2 separate regions of the Homo sapiens genome follow, and region 1 is linked to region 2. Evidence: chromatin contacts called from ENCODE Hi-C or POLR2A ChIA-PET data. All regions are on one chromosome and are shown on one strand. Each heading gives the region's core, a stretch centred on a gene start or an enhancer-like site at or near the end of the contact. The rest is flanking DNA. Distances are from core to core; before and after follow the strand shown. Region 1 has its middle 180 kb from the start of ATAD2B. Region 2 overlaps KLHL29 (kelch like family member 29).

The links. Hi-C counts contacts between places; a loop is a spot of excess contacts on that map. ChIA-PET counts read pairs that join two places held with the same protein, here RNA polymerase II (POLR2A). Pooled maps may share reads with other maps.
Region 1: a map of endothelial cell of hepatic sinusoid shows a loop between it and region 2 (3-fold over the local background). The contact joins two enhancer-like sites. A Hi-C loop is called at or near these places in 3 of 168 maps with a recorded cell type or tissue (astrocyte of the cerebellum, endothelial cell of hepatic sinusoid and uterus) and 1 of 50 pooled maps. POLR2A ChIA-PET finds 5 or more read pairs at or near these places in 3 of 52 experiments (MCF 10A, activated CD4-positive, alpha-beta T cell and naive thymus-derived CD4-positive, alpha-beta T cell).

The regions. Positions count from the first base shown.
Region 1 is chr2:23,743,417-23,746,514 of GRCh38, forward strand. It overlaps a transcript of ATAD2B not described here. Among named protein-coding and RNA genes, the nearest start is that of ATAD2B, 180 kb to the right of the region's middle. Within about 2 kb of position 1,800, at least 3 of the 41 ENCODE cell types and tissues checked have a DNase peak (open chromatin) inside an H3K27ac peak, as active enhancers do.
Region 2 is chr2:23,704,780-23,708,271 of GRCh38, forward strand. It overlaps KLHL29 (kelch like family member 29), which reads left to right. Exons shown (of 14, transcript NM_052920.2): 14 at 1,702-3,492. The coding sequence ends at 1,885. It also overlaps a transcript of ATAD2B not described here. Among named protein-coding and RNA genes, the nearest start is that of ATAD2B, 220 kb to the right of the region's middle. Within about 2 kb of position 1,417, at least 2 of the 41 ENCODE cell types and tissues checked have a DNase peak (open chromatin) inside an H3K27ac peak, as active enhancers do.

The sequences.
Region 1 (3,098 bases), core at 550-3,049, 39 kb after region 2:
ATAATGCATGGTGGCGCATGCCTGTAATCCCAGCTGCTTGGGAGACTGAGGCAGGAGAATCGCTCGAACCCGGGAGGTGGAGGTTACAGTGAGCCGACATTACACCACTGCACTCCAGCCTGGGCAACAGAGCGAAAATCCGACTCAAAAAAAAAAAAAAAAGAGAGAGAGAGTTGGATTGCTGGGGATGAACTGAGGAACAAACTAGTTTTTAAAATTGTTTTTTTGAGACAGGGTGTCACTCTGTCACTCAGGCTGGAGTGCAGGTGCTGCGATCTTGGGTCACTGAAGCCTCAAACTCCCAAGCTCAAGTGGTCCTCCCATCTCAGCCTCCTGAGTGGCTGAGACTATGATGCATGCCACCAAGCCTGGCTAATTTTTTAATTTTTCTGTAGAGACAGGGTCTCATTATGTTACCCAGGCTGGTCTTGAACTCCTGGGCTCAAGGATCCTTCTGCCTCAGCCTCCCAAAATGCTGGGAATAAAGGCGTGCTGGGTTCAAACTCATGATTATACATAAAAAAACAGGTAAATAAATACAATGAAGACTATTATTAACAAAAAGGTGTACAAGAAAGGAAACATCATCATAGTACACTAAATAGTTCCACTGTCAATAATTTTTACATAGACACAATAATGCAAATACTGAATAATGATCTGACCAAAATTATAAACAACTGGGAGGACGAGAGGACAAGAAGTGTGAAACGTGTGGTGAGGGCAGATATTACTATATTTTAAATGGTGGGAAATCAAAAGAAAATGACTAAAACTGGAAAATAAAAAGTAGCCATCTAAGAATAGTATTTAGAAACATCAAATAATCAGCTACAGGTGTTGAAAACAATTGGCTCCTGGGAGAATTTTTTTTTTTTTTTGGAGAAGGAGGGTTCTAGAATCAGGGAACTGCTGTTTTTTATAACAAGCCTTCTAGAACTACTTCATTCTTTAAACTACATACATGTGTTTCTGACTTTAAAATATATAAATTTTAAAGATATTAATCCCATTTATAGACATTTTTAAACCCACAAAACAATGTTTATAGACACATACAAATGTTTAGAAAGATGACTGAAATTTCTTGAACACTTACTATGTGCCTGGTACTGTTCTAAGTGCTTTACATATATTCACTCAAATATGTAATCATTGCAGTAACCACCATGGGGTTGGTGCTATCACTGTGGCCCATCTTATGGATAAGTACACTGACCTGCAGAGGGGTGAAATAATTTGTCACATGTTGCATAGCCAAGAAGGAACATAACCAGGATTCAAATTCAGACAGTCTGACTCCAGCCGCATACTATTACCTTCTCAAATAAAATAATTTAAAACACAGACAGGATATTCGTCAAAATCATCACAGTGGCTGCCACCAGTAAAGAAAGAAAACGAATGGGATTGGGAATGGGTAGAAAGTAGACTTAAATCTTCTCTGAAATTTTTTCTTTTCAAAAAAGAACTAAAACAAGTATGACAAATTGTTAACATTTAATACTGGGTGGTAGGAACATGCATGTTGTATTATTCTCTGTGGTATTCTACTATTTAAAAATGTTTATTCCTAGAAAAACTTGAGGCCAGGCACGGTTGCTCACGCTTGTAATCCCAGCACTTTGGGAGGCCAAGGCGGGCAGATCACCTGAGGTCAGGAGTTCAAGACCAGCCTGGCCAACATGGTGAAACCCCCGTCCCTACAAAAAGTACAAAAATTAGCCAGGGGTGGTGGCACATGCCTCTAATCCCAGCTACCCACGAGGCTGAGGCAGGAGAATCGCTGGAACCTGAGAGGCAGAGGCGGCAGTGAGCCAAGATCGTGTTACTGCACTCCAGTCTGGGCAACACAACCAGACTCCACAGCAAGCAAGCAAGCACGCACGCAAGAAAGAAAGCAAGCGAGAAAGAGAGAAAGAGACAGAGAGGGATGGAAGGAAGGAAGGAAAGAAGGAAGGAAGGAAGGAAGGAAGGAAGGAAGGAAGGAAGGAAGGAAGGAAGGAAAGGGAAGGGAAGGGAAGGGAAGGGAAGGGAAGGAAGGAAAGGAAGGAAGGAAGGAAGACTTGAATACAAGCAAAGGAATTTACCATTCACCTTAATGATTGATGGGTTAAAAATTCAATCTCTAAAGCCACACCACAAGATAGGACCCCCCAACCTGATGTTAGCTGTGTAACCTTGGGCAAGTCACCTAAGCATTCTCTATTTCAGTTTCCCCTTCTCTTAAATGGGACCAACAACAGTACCTACCTCCCACAGTTGCTGTGATAATTAAATGGTTAATGCTTGTAATAATACCTGGCACTCAGTTGTCTGCTGCTACTAATACTACTGCTGTATTTATTGTCATCCAAGCATTTACCACTGTTAGGTAACATGTTGTTTGTTTACTCTTTGCTGACTAGACTGTAAGCTCCAAAAAGCAAGGACCTTGCTGTCCTGTCTTCAGCTGTTAACTCCCTTGCCAAGAACAGTGCTCTGGCACTTGCTTTATTTGGCAGTTGCTCAAATAAATCTGTGAAACAGATGTTGACCTGTGATGACAGAGAACTGCCTGTACTTTCCCCTGCAGCTGTCATGCTATTTCACTTCTCAGCCTATGCTTCTGTTGTTCCTTCTGCCTGGAAATCCTTTCCCACCTTGATGCCTCAGCTCAGGCAAGGAACCAGAAAGGCTTCCTTGAGGTTAGGTTACATGCTCCTCCTCTGTATACCTACAGTGCCTAATATAAAATTCAATCTTAACACATGCCGTATTAGACTGAAATGATGTTTGTTATCTGTCTACCCCCACAAGAAGCAGTCAAGCATAGTGATTAAAAGCATCAACTCTGGAGCCAAACTGCCTACATTTGAATCCTGGATGTGTGACCTTGAGCAAATTAATCTATAACTCAGTTTCCTGATCTGTAAAATGGGGATAATAATAGCACCTATCTCATAAGGTTCTTGTAAAGATGAAAAGAATTTGCATTTGTGTCTGTATAGCACTCAGAATAGTCTCCAGCACCTAGTAAACGTGATATAAGTATGTTAAATTATAAAAATGTCCTTGAAGACAGACACAATGTCTTGCTCATCTTTATGCTCCCTCAA
Region 2 (3,492 bases), core at 167-2,666:
GGCCTCAGAAACCTCATTGTCAGGACTCCCATAGCAGATGCTTCCTGAAGACATCTTGTGCCTATGTAGAGGTAACTGCAGAATCTTCAGTGTGGGAATAGCATGAAGTACTTAGAGTGCCCATTGTTTGTGTAGCATAGCTAGAAAAGATATAACCTCCTACTAGCATGTCAGTGACCTTGGACATATCCCTTCACCTCTCTGAGGAAGTTCTATCTGTGAAACAGGCGGTTGGACCAGACAACTGCTAAGCTCCTGTTGGACTGAGATTTCACAATTCTTGAGCCATACTTCCATGTCATGTACCCTAATGGTGGCAGTGTGCAGAGCACAGTCTGACTACCCCGTCCACTGATGCAGACAACTGGAGCATTGCGCTCCACTTGGGAGGATGCTCGCACCTTCTCTGAGACTAGAAGTAAATGGGAAAGGGCCAGGCACAGTGGCTCACGCCTGTAATCCCAGCACTTTGGGAGGCTGAGGTGAATGGATCACGAGGTCAGGAGTTCAAGACCAGCCTGACCAACATGGTGAAACCCCGTCTCTACTAAAAATACAAAAATTAGCCAGGTGTGGTGGCAGGCGCCTGTAATCCCAGCTAACTCAGGAGGCTGAGGCAGGAGAATTGCTTGAACCTGGGAGGCGGAGGTTGCAGTGAGCTGAGATCACACCACTGCACTCCAGCCTGGTGACAGAGTATGACTCCGTCTCAAAAAAAAAAAAAGAATGGGAAAGACTTAACGGCAAATGGCAGAGTTAAGCTGGGTCTTGCAAGATAATCAGGTAATAGGTGCACCACAGAAGGAAAATATGAGGGCCCCAGATGGCATGAACTAAGGGAGAGAAGACTGGAAGCTTCAGGGTCTGGTAAGAAGTCCAGACTGATGTGTTCTCTTTAAGAGATTTCAGAAACGGGTGGAGCCTTTGAAAAGGTATGTGTCCAATGTCAGGGAATAGCCAGGAAGAAATGGCCATTAGCTGAAATGAAAGAGTGTCAGGGCTAGAAACAAGGATGTGGACGTCAGTGCAAAGAAGTAGCTGAAATGCATTAAGGGAGTCAGTGCAGAGAGGGGCCAGATGCTGAGCCCTCATGATGAGAGGAGCTGACTGAGACAACAGGAGCAAGCCAGTGAGTGTCACACAGGGAAGGGGTCCAGGCACAGCCATCGGTCACCCTGCAGAGCATGCCCGGCCCTTGCAATCCTGGGTGGGCAGCAGCACCAGGTCACACAGAAGCACCTTGGCAGGTGGAGCTCCCAGTCAAGTGGCTGACATTCAATTCCAGCTGAGCTCCTTATTATTCTCTCTCGTCATTCTTGTGAGTCATGTTCCCAATTTGATTTGAGCAGTAGGAAGGCTGCGTGTGCCACACAAGAGCCTCCAGAAAGCCTCAGTGACCTGAGCTGAGTGCCCGCACAGAGATCTTTCGTCTCCTAGCCATGGTTAGTCACTCTGGCGGGGCAGGGAGGGAGCGCCTTCTGCCGCTCGCAGGGTGGCATAGCACGGCTTCCTGACTGGCCCTGGAGGACAGGTGTTTTTCTTATGCCAGCCCAGGTTAGAGGGCAAAGAAGGGCAGCAAGATCCCAGATGCCTTCTGCAAAAGGCACAGGCAGCCTACAACAGGACACGACGTTGAGAACCTATCTCCAGGGCCAAGTTGGAAGTGAAATGCCTAACTCTGTCCCCGCTTTCCCCCAACAGTGCTGTGGTGCTTGATGGCAAGATTTATGCAACTGGAGGTATTGTCAGCAGTGAAGGGCCCGCGCTGGGCAACATGGAGGCCTACGAGCCCACAACCAACACATGGACCCTCCTCCCCCACATGCCCTGCCCTGTGTTCAGACACGGCTGCGTCGTGATAAAGAAATATATTCAAAGCGGCTGACATCAGCAGAAAGCCCACGATAAGACTGTGGACAAGTCTGGTGAGGCAAGTGCCACGCAATGATAATTTTCCAGCGACACCAACAAGAGGCCAACAAAACACAATCAAGGAACTCACTGCGCTCAACATGTTGAATATTCTCTACATTGAATGTAGAAAATCATCCTCGCCTTTGGATGAAACGGAGGCACCGCGCTTGGAGCCGCAGGAACCACGATCCCGCCATGGGGCTGGCTGCCTCCTGAACAGGGGCGCTCGCTCTGCCAGGTGCAATAGAGTTTCACGTATTTTTCAACTGGGAGAGAGAAGCTGTTTTTTCCTTCCTGCAGAGCAAGCTTGATCCCTAAACAACCATAGATCAGTTATCTTATGACAACATTAGGCATCAGGCTCTCTTGGAATAAGATCAAAGTGTCCTTATCACTTTGATTCCTACTTTTGTTTTTTAACCGATCTACACTTTCAGTGGCCGACAGAAAACGAGGGACAATACTGTGCATCACAAGGCCTAGGAGGCTGCTGGTCCCCACTGGGGCTGAAGAGAAGCCCAGCTGCCCACGCGGAGCCAGGGGTGGCAGCTGTGGGACAGCCGGGGAGCAGGGACAGCGGTCTGTCCTTCACAGGTTTTTCTACTGTGTTTTTGCTGGAGAAGGACAGTGATTGCGCTAGCTTTCTCTTACCCGGTATGAATTATTTAGATTTCTGAGGCATTTTCTTGATAAACAAAAGGCTATTTTTAAGTACTGAGAGGAGGAGCAGGCCACAAGAGGGATAATGTTGTGGGAATTCCCAAAGCTCTTTGTAGGTAGTGCCAGAGGGGGGCTTTTGCTCTCATTTTTCTATGTGCAGAATAGAGGATCTCTCCTGGGGTGGGCGATGCCCCCATTTTATTTTTAGAAAAAGTAACTCCCAGACAGCCCCATAAAAGCTGTGCCCAAGGAAGAAGAGTCTGCTCTAGAAGGAGCCCGGTTCTGGCTCAGGACACCGGCCCAGCTCCCTCCATGAGGTCAAGCTGAGGACCAGGCCAGTGGGAAGGGAAGGAGGGAGAATTAGCGTCTATAAAGCACAGGAGACTATTTTTGATATTCATAGCTATATATTAAGGCACCTGCCACAAGAGCTCTCAGGATGGGGACAGCCTTCTTAGTGGAGCCATGGCAGCAAGGCCTGAGGGCATGAACAGAACCACTCTTCTTGTCACATACGAACCTGAGAAAAGGGAAGCCAGGAGGGAGGTCACACCATGGCTCAAAAGGGAAAGGCCTTCCCACTTGTCCTTAGCCCCTCAAACCTCACACGGTCAACAGTTTCCATTCCAGGGCAGGAGAATGCTGCCGCCACTGCGCTGTTGAGTTGAAGTTGGTACCAAATACACATTTACCACTTTTATATCTGGGAAGTCAACTTGCCATCGTTTCATGATAACAACCATTTATAAGAGAAAAAGACAGGACACGCTTTCCATCGTTCAGTATTTGATGACACAAAATTCCAGTTCTAACGTTGGGCATCAACTTCTAGCACTACGAGTGTGGCTCCCACTTGGACAAGATACCGAGCTTCGTTATGCAGTTTTTAATATTATTTATTATTTTAAAAAGTAATAA